Regions from separate parts of the Homo sapiens genome. Here region 2 is linked to region 1. A link is an interaction called in ENCODE POLR2A ChIA-PET data of the cell type or tissue named here. Cell type or tissue: PC-9. All regions are shown on one strand. Links, peaks and the distances in the headings refer to the core of each region. The heading gives the core; the rest is flanking DNA. Region 1 overlaps MTMR3 (myotubularin related protein 3). Region 2 overlaps HORMAD2 (HORMA domain containing 2).

What was found. ChIA-PET counts read pairs that join two places held together with the same protein. Peaks named below come from ENCODE experiments on the same cell type or tissue, not always from the same donor. Only the 100,000 strongest peaks of a DNase experiment are listed, where the experiment ranks them.
Region 2: POLR2A ChIA-PET joins it to region 1 with 11 read pairs; 2 of 35 experiments call an interaction of 5 or more read pairs at or near these places.

What each region holds. Positions count from the first base shown.
Region 1 is chr22:29,910,020-29,915,403 of GRCh38, forward strand. All of the region lies in intron 1 of MTMR3 (myotubularin related protein 3), which reads left to right. It also overlaps the pseudogene RNU5F-5P. Among named protein-coding and RNA genes, the nearest start is that of MTMR3, 30 kb to the left of the region's middle. RefSeq lists an enhancer at 2,564-3,546. In PC-9, for the core only: no CTCF peak of the experiment used is centred there; no DNase peak of the experiment used is centred there; H3K27ac peaks cover 1,014 bases.
Region 2 is chr22:30,113,424-30,118,807 of GRCh38, forward strand. All of the region lies in intron 7 of HORMAD2 (HORMA domain containing 2), which reads left to right. Among named protein-coding and RNA genes, the nearest start is that of HORMAD2, 36 kb to the left of the region's middle. In PC-9, for the core only: no CTCF peak of the experiment used is centred there; DNase peaks (open chromatin) are centred at 3,128 and 3,458; H3K27ac peaks cover 3,997 bases.

The DNA.
Region 1 (5,384 bases), core at 385-5,384:
GGTGGTGGGTGCCTGTAGTCCCCACTACTCGCTACTCGGGAGGCTGAGGCAGGAGAATGGCGTGAACCCAGGAGGCGGAGCTTGCAGTGAGCCGAGATTGTGCCACTGCACTCCAGCCTGGGTGACAGAACGAGACTCCATCTCAAAAAAAAAAAAGAAAGTGGGCCCTTTTCTGTGTTTTATAGGTACCCACACACCACTGAATGTAGGTCATCGTTTAAAATCTGAGTGTACATCCAAATCCAGTGCAGTTATGTAGAACAAAACAGTTTGTATGGAACTAGAAGTGTTACTGGAAAGGTAAATACTGTAGTTGGTAGTAAACTGATCAGTTAAAGTGATGGATCAGCAAAGATTTGGGGGTTGCTGGTTTTTATTTAACACTCAGTTGTTTCAGAGTGATTACTCCTGAAACAAAGTTATTTCGAACATAGATGTGTTAAGAAATTTCATATTCCTTTCCACTTAAACCTCTTGAGAAAGGAAGCATTTCTTCAGGGAGAGTTAGCTATGTGAGTGCTACATGAATTTTAGTCATTACTGTGGCGACTATATGATAACCAAAAGTAGGAGTCTCACACTTTAGTTTCAAATTTGTGCTGTTATTGAGTAAATTTTTAAAATGAGATTGCCCTCTTTCTTGCTAAACTGTCATATATATAAGCCCATTAAATTGACTTTTATGCCTCTTTTCCTTTTTTTTTTTTTTAACCTGTTAAGACTTTTTTTTTCTTTCTCATATTTACCCCTGCCTAAGCAAGGCCTCAACTCTCCACGGAAATCTTTAGTAAAAGGCAAAAAGATTTATTCATTATGAAGAGAAACCAGAGCATGTGTGACAGGACTTTCTGTAATTATAAGTTAGTGGTTCAGTGCCAGGGGTTAGATTTTCTTAACTTTTATGTTTAGTAGGATTATTGATAATTCCTAAGTTGTATCCTTAAATCATATTTTTTGAACATTAGGGATCTGCGTCCAACACTTAATTATACTAGTAAAAGGAATAGAACATGCACTGGATTTCTTGTTTTTGAGATTCTTTCATTCCTGCCCTACCCCAGGCAGGAGGTCTGTCTGCAGTGGAAGAGAATGAAACCAGAATGAGGCCAAACAAGTAAAGAGGAGCATGAGATAGAGATGGATCCCATGGCACTGTGCCTTTGAGGCCCTGGTCCTGAAGTTTTTTTCCTTGTTTCTACGCAGCATCTCATTATCCTGTGAGCCATTAAATTCTGATTTTTGGGCTGGGTGTGGTGGCTCGCACCTGTAATCACAGCACTTTGGGAGGCTGAGGCAAGACGATTGCTTGAGCCCAGGAGTTGGAGACCAGCCTGGGCAACGTAGGGAGACTTGTCTCTACAAAAAATAAAAAAATTAGCCAGGTGTGGTAGCACACGCCTGTGGTCCCAACTACTTGGGATGCTGACATGGGAGGGTCCCTTGAGTCTGGAAGGTCAAGGTTGCAGTGAGCCATGATCACGATACTGCAGTCCAGCCTGGGTGACAGAGTGAGACTGTGTCTCAAAAAATTTTTTTTTAATTTTGTGTAAAATAGCTTGATTTGGGTTTTTTTTTTTTTACTTACAACTGAGAATTTTGACCAGTATATTTAATGTTAGTCTGACCATTTCTCCAGTGGGCTTTCTACGTATTTAAAAAATAGTTTGGACTTTAATCTCAGGGTAAACAATATATATAGGTACACTCAGTTTATATATGAGATAATATTCAGGATCAGTGGAGTGAAAATAGTAAAGTATCTTCCATTTTTCAATGGCTTAGAGGGAAAAGTGTTCATAATGGGTATAGAATTAATCAGTATTCCTTTCCCATTATTTATGCCTATACAGTGTAGAAGTTTCCCTTAAAGAGCTTATCACCATAATAAGTACAATAGCAAAGATATAAAGTCAGTACTTTTCACTGATTAGGCATAAATATCCTCTTTATTGTTTTCTTACAAAGTAGCTATGATAAACATATAAAAGGGTCAGAAAGAGAGGGGAGAAAAACTCGGTGAAAAGTCAGACAAGAGGAAATGAAGAGGTGAGGTATGTATAGTAAGCATTAGTGAACTTGTAGTAATTGCTTTAGGTTTCATGGATTGCCCACTTGTGGATTAAATGTTAGACTTCTGCAAAATGAGTTGATGGTAGAGATGAAGAAAAGTCTTAATTTGTTTTTTTTATGCTAAGGTTAAAGTTGATGTGGCTAATTAGGTATTAAGATCAGTTTTCCTGTCTTTTTATTATTTATTTATGTTTATGAATGAATGAATGAAGAAATGAATGACAAAGTCTCGCTTTGTCACCCAGGCTGGAGTGCAGTGGCATGATCATAGCACACTGCTGCCTCAAACTCCTGGGCTCAAAGGATCCTCCTGCCTCCCAAGTAGCTGGGATTACAGGTGTGCGCTACCATGCCTGGCTAATTTTAAAATTTTTAGTAGAGATGGGTTCTCGCTATGTTGCCCAGGCTTATCTAGAACTCAAGCGATCCTCCTGTGTCAGCCTCCCAAAGTGCTAGGAGGATTGCAGGCATGGGCCACCAAACCTGGCCTTGTCTTGCTTTTTAATAAGCTGTTGTCATTATGTTGCCTTTCAAAGTCCAGTTCTTCTTTACCACCCCATTTGCCTGGAGGTAATGCATTAGGTGAGAATGAAAGGTGAGTACCTAAAAGATTCAGAATTGGAAGGCCTTAATAGGATCAATGTGTAGGAGCTGCAGAGAATATGAAGGACTTTTAAATATTCCAGTCCCAAAATAAACTTGACCATTGGCCAAGATTGTGGTAAGCTAAGTATTTGAGATGTCTGTGCTACATCATCCAACTCTTGGCCTGAACTGTTTTAGCTGGCTTGCCTATGTAAATTGAAACTTCCTTTAATACTTAACTGTGAGTTAAACATAGTTCTGGAGCTCCATCGAAAGGGTCTTAGTCAGCCAGGCACAGTGGCTTACACCTGTAATCCCAGCATTCTGGGAAGCCGAGGCGAGAGAATCACTTGTGAGGCCTGGAGTTTGAGACCAGCCTGGGCAACATTGCAAGACCCCCTCTACAAAATAATAATAATAATTATTATCCAGCTGTGGTGGTGCTCACCTATAGTCCCAGCTACTCAGGAAGCTGAGGTAGGAGAGTTGCTTGAGCCCAGGACATCAAGACAGCAGTGAGCCATGATTGCACCACTGCACTCTAGCCTGGGTAACAGCGAGACTCCCATCTCAAAACAAAAACAGAAACAAAGGGTCTTAGTTATACAGATCTTCTTAATCATTCCTAAAGCGTACATTCCAAGTTTATATTTACAGTAAAGTGATCTATATCCCAAAACATGTTTCCACTGGTTACTAATTTGGGGCAAGTCATTAACTTCTCAGAGCCTTCTGTAACTAAGATTTAGGGAAAATACTGGTCTTAACCAGAGCACATATGTATACCTTTGACTCTTTTTGCTGCCACATGGTTAAAAAATCAGCCTTAGAGAGGTATAATTTGCACAAATTTTGCCTTTTTTCTAGGATGTAATATAAATGAAATCATACAGGATATACTATTTTGTGCCTGTCCTCTTTCATTTTAGTATAATGCTTTGAGAATCATTCATATTGTTAAAAGCAGTAGTTGTTCCATTTAATTGCTAAGTAGTAGTCCATTGTATGGATATTCCACAATTCCTTTATTTACTAGTTAATGGATATTGGGGTTTTTTTTTTTTCCAGGTTTTGGGTTTATTTATTTATTTATTTGAGACGGAGTCTCGCTCTGTCGCCCAGGCTGGAGTGCGGTGGCGAGATCTCGGCTAACTGCAACCTCCGCCTCCTGGGTTAAAGCTATTCTCCTGCCTCAGCCTGCTGAGGAGCTGGGACTACAGGCTCATGCCACCGCACTCGGCTAATTTTTTGTATTTTTAGTAGAGACGGAGTTTCACCTTGTTAGCCGGGTTGGTCTGATCTCTTGAGCTCGTGATCCGCCCACCTCAACCTCCCAAAGTGCTGGGATTACAGGCATGAGCCACCACGCCCGGCCCAGTTTTTGGCTATTACGAATAAATCTCCTCTGAATATTTGCAACATAGATCTTTGTGTGGACATATATTTTCATTTCTCTTGGTTAAAAATCCAGGAGTAGAAATTGCAGGATTGTAGGGTAAGTGTGTTTATAGTTTTTAAAGTAACGGCCTATTTTGCATTCCCACTGGCAATGCATGAGAATTCCAGGGCTCCAAATCCTTGTTGATGCTTGGTATTGTCATTCTTACTAACTTAAGTCATTCTAGTGGGTCTGTAGCAATACATCATCATGGTTTTAGTTTGTAATTTCCAGATGACTAATGATGATTATCTTTTCATGTGCTTATTTGCCATTTATATGTCTTTGGTGAAGTGTCTGTTCAAATCTTTTGCTCATTAAAATAGGTTGTTTTTTGTTTATTGTGAGTTCATAATGTATTCTGAATATGAGTCCTTCATAACAGGTTTTGTAAATTACATGTTTTGCAAATATGTTCTTGTAATTTGTGGCTTGCCTTTTCATTCTTAACAGTGTCTTTCAGAGAGCAAAAACTTAATCTTTATGTAGTCAGTTATTTTTTTTTTCTTTTTGAGTTAATGATCTTTTTAAAAGCCTATCTAAGGAATTGTCTCTAAACCTAAGGTCACTAATATTTTCTTAAATTTTATTCTGGAAGTTTATAGCTTTGTTTGACATTTGGGTCTGTGAAACACTTCAAATTAATACTGAGAGAAGTAAGTGTAGGGTTGCCTTTTTGTATATACTGTGAATATCTGAGTTTTCCTCTGAGCAGTGCTTCAGTTGCAGCTCACAAAATGACATATTGTGTACTACTATTCAGTTTGAATATTTTCTAATTTCTCTTTTAATGTCTTTTTTGGCCTATGAATTATAAAAGTTTGATGTTTAACTTCCTGTAGATATTTTACTGTTACTAATTTAATTCCATTGTGGTCAGAGAACATACTCTATAGGATTTCAGTCTTTTTCAGGATTTCAGAATTTGAGATTTGTTTTGTGGTAAGGCATATGGTCTATTGTGGTGAATGTTTTGTGTCTTTGAAAAGACAAATATTTGGTTCTACCAGTTCTGTCTCATATATTTTGAAGTTCTGTTTTTAGGTACATACATATTTAGGATTGTTATGTCTTCTCAGTAAATTCATTCTTTTATAATGACTTGTCCCACTTTATTTTGATAATATTTGCCATCCCCCAGGCTACTTTAACATGAATATAACTCTTGTAGCTTTATTACCACAGTATTTGCATAATTTTTTCCCATCCTTTTACTTTTAGTCTGTGTATATATTTGCAATGCATTTCTTGTGATTAGCACATAGTTAGGTCTCGCTTTTTTATTTAGGCT
Region 2 (5,384 bases), core at 215-5,214, 200 kb after region 1:
AGATGGGGTTTCACCGTGTTGGCCAGGCTGGTCTTGAACTCCTAACCTCAGTGATCTTCCTGCCTCCTCCTCCCAAAGTGCTGGGATTACTGGCATGACCCAGCATGTCTGGCCCAGATTGTGAATTCTTGAGGACAAGAGTCTTGTCTCATAGTCTTGGACACATAATAGTTACTTGTGCCACTTTGAATGTGGCTGTGGGACAGAAATTGAGGGAGAAACTTTCTGTTCTCTTCTCACTTTACTCTCTTTGTCTTTCTCCTAGCTTTCTTTCCTTTTTCTTTACTTTCAATTTTCCTTCTCTAAGCCTACATATTTAGCCTAACTGGTGCTATTCTAGACTAAATTATGCATTTTTGGCTCTTAATATTCTTTCTTTGCAAGATGACATGTAGCTGTTTAAGCAAGGGGTAAGAAAACTTTTACATACGGTAGGTAGCAATTCCTCAATGCCCAAACTAGTTCTATCTTTTATTTCTTTGTCTATTGTTTCATTTCAAAATGGTTCCCCACCACACTGTAAGTTTGAAGGGAAGTTTCCCAAAATAAAACCTTCTGATAGTTACTAAATTGATCATTTTCTTAGTGTAGTATTTATCATGTTTTCTTATGCATGAAAACTTCCTAGTTTGAAACCAGTGTTTTTTGGGGGTAGTGAAATGCTAAGCAAGTTGAGTTTAATTACAAAAAAAGTATTACAGAGTGGGAAGAAATGCAGGCATATATAATAATGAAGTTAGGAAACAAAAGCTGGTTATGTGGTAAGTTTTGAGCTATCATTTATGACCCAGGAAAAAATATTTTGAATGTTTACAGAGTGTTCCCCTTATGGGTAGATAGTGATGCCTAACCTCTACGTGTTCATGGTATACTTTTTATTACTAAAAAATTCAGTAGCATATTGGGTAATACTAAAACACTCAAAGGAGCCCAAACAAATCAGTAATAATTACAATGTAACTACTACTGTGGTATAGCAATGTTCATAGGGCCTAAAAAGCATCCACAAGTTACATTATTTTATGATTGCTATTTAGCATCAAGTCACTGATAAAACTATTTAGCTCCCTGATCTCATTCTCTTATGTACTCAAAAACAACATTCTAACATAAACATCGTCTTTGGCATTCATCTCATATTGTGCCATGTTTCTTGAGTTATATGCCTGGAAGTATATCCTTTCCTAAACAAAATTGCACAAACAATAACAATGTTTATATATGCCTGAAGCAAAAATACACTAGACAGTTGGATTAAAATTTGCAGCACTCTTGTGAAGAGTATGTCATGGTATAACAATTGAGAACCTCTGGCTTAAATCAAACAAGTGTGTGTCCCTAGTTCAGAAGGCCAACTGAGTTTTCAGCATTCTACAAAGTTATGGTACTTCTGTGCTATAAGTTTTGTTCTGGTTGCTCCATCTCATGAAAGAGATGACCAACGAAAGTAACTAAGCATCTAAGTAAACTAAGTACTAAAGTAGTGAAGAGTGATAGTGTAGCTTTTCTATAGGAACACACTACAAAATGAGTAGCAAGTATTAGTAAAACATGTAAGCCAAAATGTAAATAAGATTTACACAGCTTAATGCATATAAGACCATATAGAATTATTATATATGAATATGGTGAAGGCATAAATCTTATGGTTTCACTATCTATTCCTTTGTGCCTGTTTACCATTGGAGGTGATCAATACTCTTTATTTTTTATTTTTTTAAGAGACAGGCTCTCCCTCCATCACCCAGGCTGGAGTTCAGTGGTGTGATCTTGGCTCATGGCAGCCTTGACCTTCTAGGCCCAAGCGATCCTCCAACCTCAGCTTCCCAAGTAGCTGGGACTGCAGTTGTTCGCCACAATGCCCAGTTATTTTTTAAAATTTTTGCAAATGTGGGGTTATGTTGCCCCGGCTGGTCTCAAAGGATCCCCTTGCCTCAGCCTCCCAAAATGCTGGGATTACAGGTGTGAGCCACTGCACTTGGCCAACACTCACCTTTAATAGATTGCCTCATAAACTTAACTATAAGTAGTGTCCATTTCTAGCCACAATATACTTTTAGATACTTTATTTTAGAAAAAAATCGTTGTAGGATGAAATCCTAAGTAAGCATGAACTCTACCTTGGCCAAATATTTATTCATTCAGCAAATATTAATTGGGTTCCTTTTATGTGCCTAGCACTGTTCAAGGTATAAAAACACAGGGGTGAATGGGATAGGCAAGATCCCTGCTCTCTAGAAGCCTACGTTCTTATGAGGTAGGATAAACAATAAATAAATAAATAAAAATTAGTACAAACAATTTCAGATAGACATAGTGCTATGAAGAAAATTTTTTAAACAGGTGATGTACTAGAGAGTGCTGAAGTGGAGAATGAAGAAGGAGGGATTGGATGGCTGTGTTAGATTGGGCAGTTCCTAGGAGGCATCCCTGAGAGGCTACTGTTTGAGCTGAGATGAATAACCAGAAGGAGTCAGCCCATGCAAGTCTGTGAAGGGCAATGGCATGTGACAGGCCAAATAACACCACAGTTAACATCACAGGCATTGGCGTCAAATCGCAGTTCTACCACTTACTAGCTACATCAATAATGAGACTAATGTCTACTTCAGAGTGTTGGCTACACAAGGAGATGAACTTGTGAAATATTTAGGGCAGTGCCTGAATATTATTATTATCATTAACCGGAGACCACATGTTCCAGAATATAGCTGTGCAAAGGCCCTAAGACAGGAAGGAATCTTGGGTGTTTGAGCATAGAAAAGGTGCCATGAGCCTGGAGCTTAGCTGAGTGCAAGGGAAAGTGGCCAGAGATAAGGTTAGAGAGGCAGACAGGGGACAGATGGGTAGGGCCTTGCAAATCAAGATAACTTTTGGATTTTATTTTAAGGGTGGTGAGAAGCTAATGGGGGTTTTTAAGAAAATGAGTGACATGGTCTGATTTGTATTTTCAAAAACTACTTTTGGCTGCAGAACAGAGAATGAGCATCAGATGGACTTGCAATTTGCTTTAGAGATAGACCTGAAAAGTCTTGCCAATGGGTTGGAATGTGGAGGGAGAAGGAGAGGCTGCATATGTTGCTGCTGCTTTGGCCTATGTGACTATATTTAGTATGATTCATAGAAACCACTGATGAGCAGTTCAATGGTTCATCTTTATTAGGCAACACATTAGTCTGAAAAGTGTTATATGAGGTGTTAAGAATAGTGCCTGCTGTAAATATACTTTCCTAGATAAGCCAGAGTCAGACTGAAGTTAATTAAGGATTAGCATCTTCTGTAAAACAATTATAACTATAACTCTTTTATTAGTTGCTTCAGGGATCAAATAATAAAGTGTAAATAAAATTATCAACTACTAAAACAACCTACTCTTGTTACAATTTAAAAAAACAAAAGATCACTCAGAGCATTAAAAAGCTAGAGTTGATTGAGAAACATGGGCAGGCAGGAAGAATGAGCATTGTTTGCTTGGCAGAGCAATTACACCCAGCATTGGCTAAGAGAGGACTCTGTTCATCTCGCCTATCTGGAGTGAACCTGTTGCTATAGGCTCCTCTAATCTCATCTGTCTCTCCTATTGTATTTACAAAGCAGTTTTCTGAACTTGATTTGATTTCTCAAGTAGGCTGTCTTATTCAGAAAATACTTTTATCTTTTAAAATTAACTCCATTACAAATCAATCTCCTTAGAGTTTAAGCATCATGAGCCAATTTTCCCAAGATCTGATCACCTGTAATTAAGTTTCATGTTAAGGTTTAAGATCAGCAGAGCTGGGAGGCTTAAAGTAACAGAAACACTGAGACTTTTTCTGATCAGTCTGACATCCTCATTTTCACATTGTCAAGGATCAAATACTGAACCAGATGAATAAAGGACATTTTTTGTGTTCTGTTTTGAGCTTATACTGTTTACTTGTCATTAGTACTTCTCCAGCTCTGTGGACATACTGTATGACATATCTGGGCCAAACATTTGCTTCAACTACTAGATGTTTATTTTATTTATTTATTTTTAAAATTTAATTTAGTTATTTTATTTATTTATTTTTATATTTCAGTTTATTTTATTATTTCTTTCCTTCTATTCTATTCTATTTTTTGAGATGGAGTCTCGCTCTGTCACCCAGGCTGGAGTGCAGAGGAACAGTCTAGGCTCACTGCAACCTCTGCTTCCTGGGTTCAAGCGATTCTCCTGCCTCAGCCTCCTGAGTAGCTGGGATTACAGGCGCACACCACCACGCCCGGCTAATTTTTGTATTTTTAGTAGAGACAGGGTTTTCCCACATTGGCCAGGCTGGTCTTGAACTCCTGACCTCAGGTGATCTGCCAAAATGACCTCGGTCTCCCAAAATGCTGGGATTATGGGCGTGAGCCACCATGCCCAGCCAGACATTCATTTTATTTTAAATGGAATCTATCTCTTATGAGGAAATTTGTCCCTCTTTATTTCTAGTTTTCTTAACAGTGAGGAGAGCAGATAGCAGTAGTAGCATCTAGTTTTCAGTGCAGGACTGAAAAAACAAGACTTGATATCAGAGATCAGGGCTCCTTTTCTAATTTTTGTAATTTTCCTATTGCCATTATAGTCTTCCCTGAATTACTGCAGTAGACTCTTAATTGCTCTCATGGTTTTTATTTCTTCCCCTCTGCACTTTTAAAGGAGCCAAGATGATGTTTAAAAAATACAAATCACTCACCTGCTTAAAACTCTTCCGTAGACTTCTAGCTTACTTAGAATGAAATCCAAACCCCTTACCATAGCCAACAAGGCCCCATAGTCTCCTTTATCACCTCATTTCCTGGGTTCTCCCCCTCGCTCACTGGTTTCCAGCCACTGGGCCTCCTCTCTGACCCTAGAAGAGGCATCCCTCCCCACTTCAGAGCCTTTGCATTGCTGTTCCCTCTGCCTGAGGCACCCCACCCCCAAGATCTGCACATAACTGACCCTTGAGGCTCAGTTCAAACCTCACCTCTTCAGCAAGGCCTTCCTTGGCCCTTCCAAACCAAAGCAGCACTTGTCCCCTTCATGTACCTCTCTATCACAGCATCTGCTTCTTGTTCACAGCACTTACACTATCGGAATTAGCTTATTTCATTTGTTTACTTATTTACTGACTATTTCCCCTACTGGATTGTATGTATATTCCAGAAAAACAGGGACCTTTTCTGTCTTGTTCACCGCTGTGACTCCAGTGACTGGCACAAAGTAGACATTCAATACAATATTTGTTACATGAATGAATGGTTTCTCAACTGTTTCCACTGTTGTTTACCTAGTTTGGTTAGATATTTGACTCTGTGATTTTGTTTTTCCAGCTTTAAAATGGTAATAATAGTATCTTTCATCTAATTTATTTTTAGCATGGAGGAGAAAAACTAGG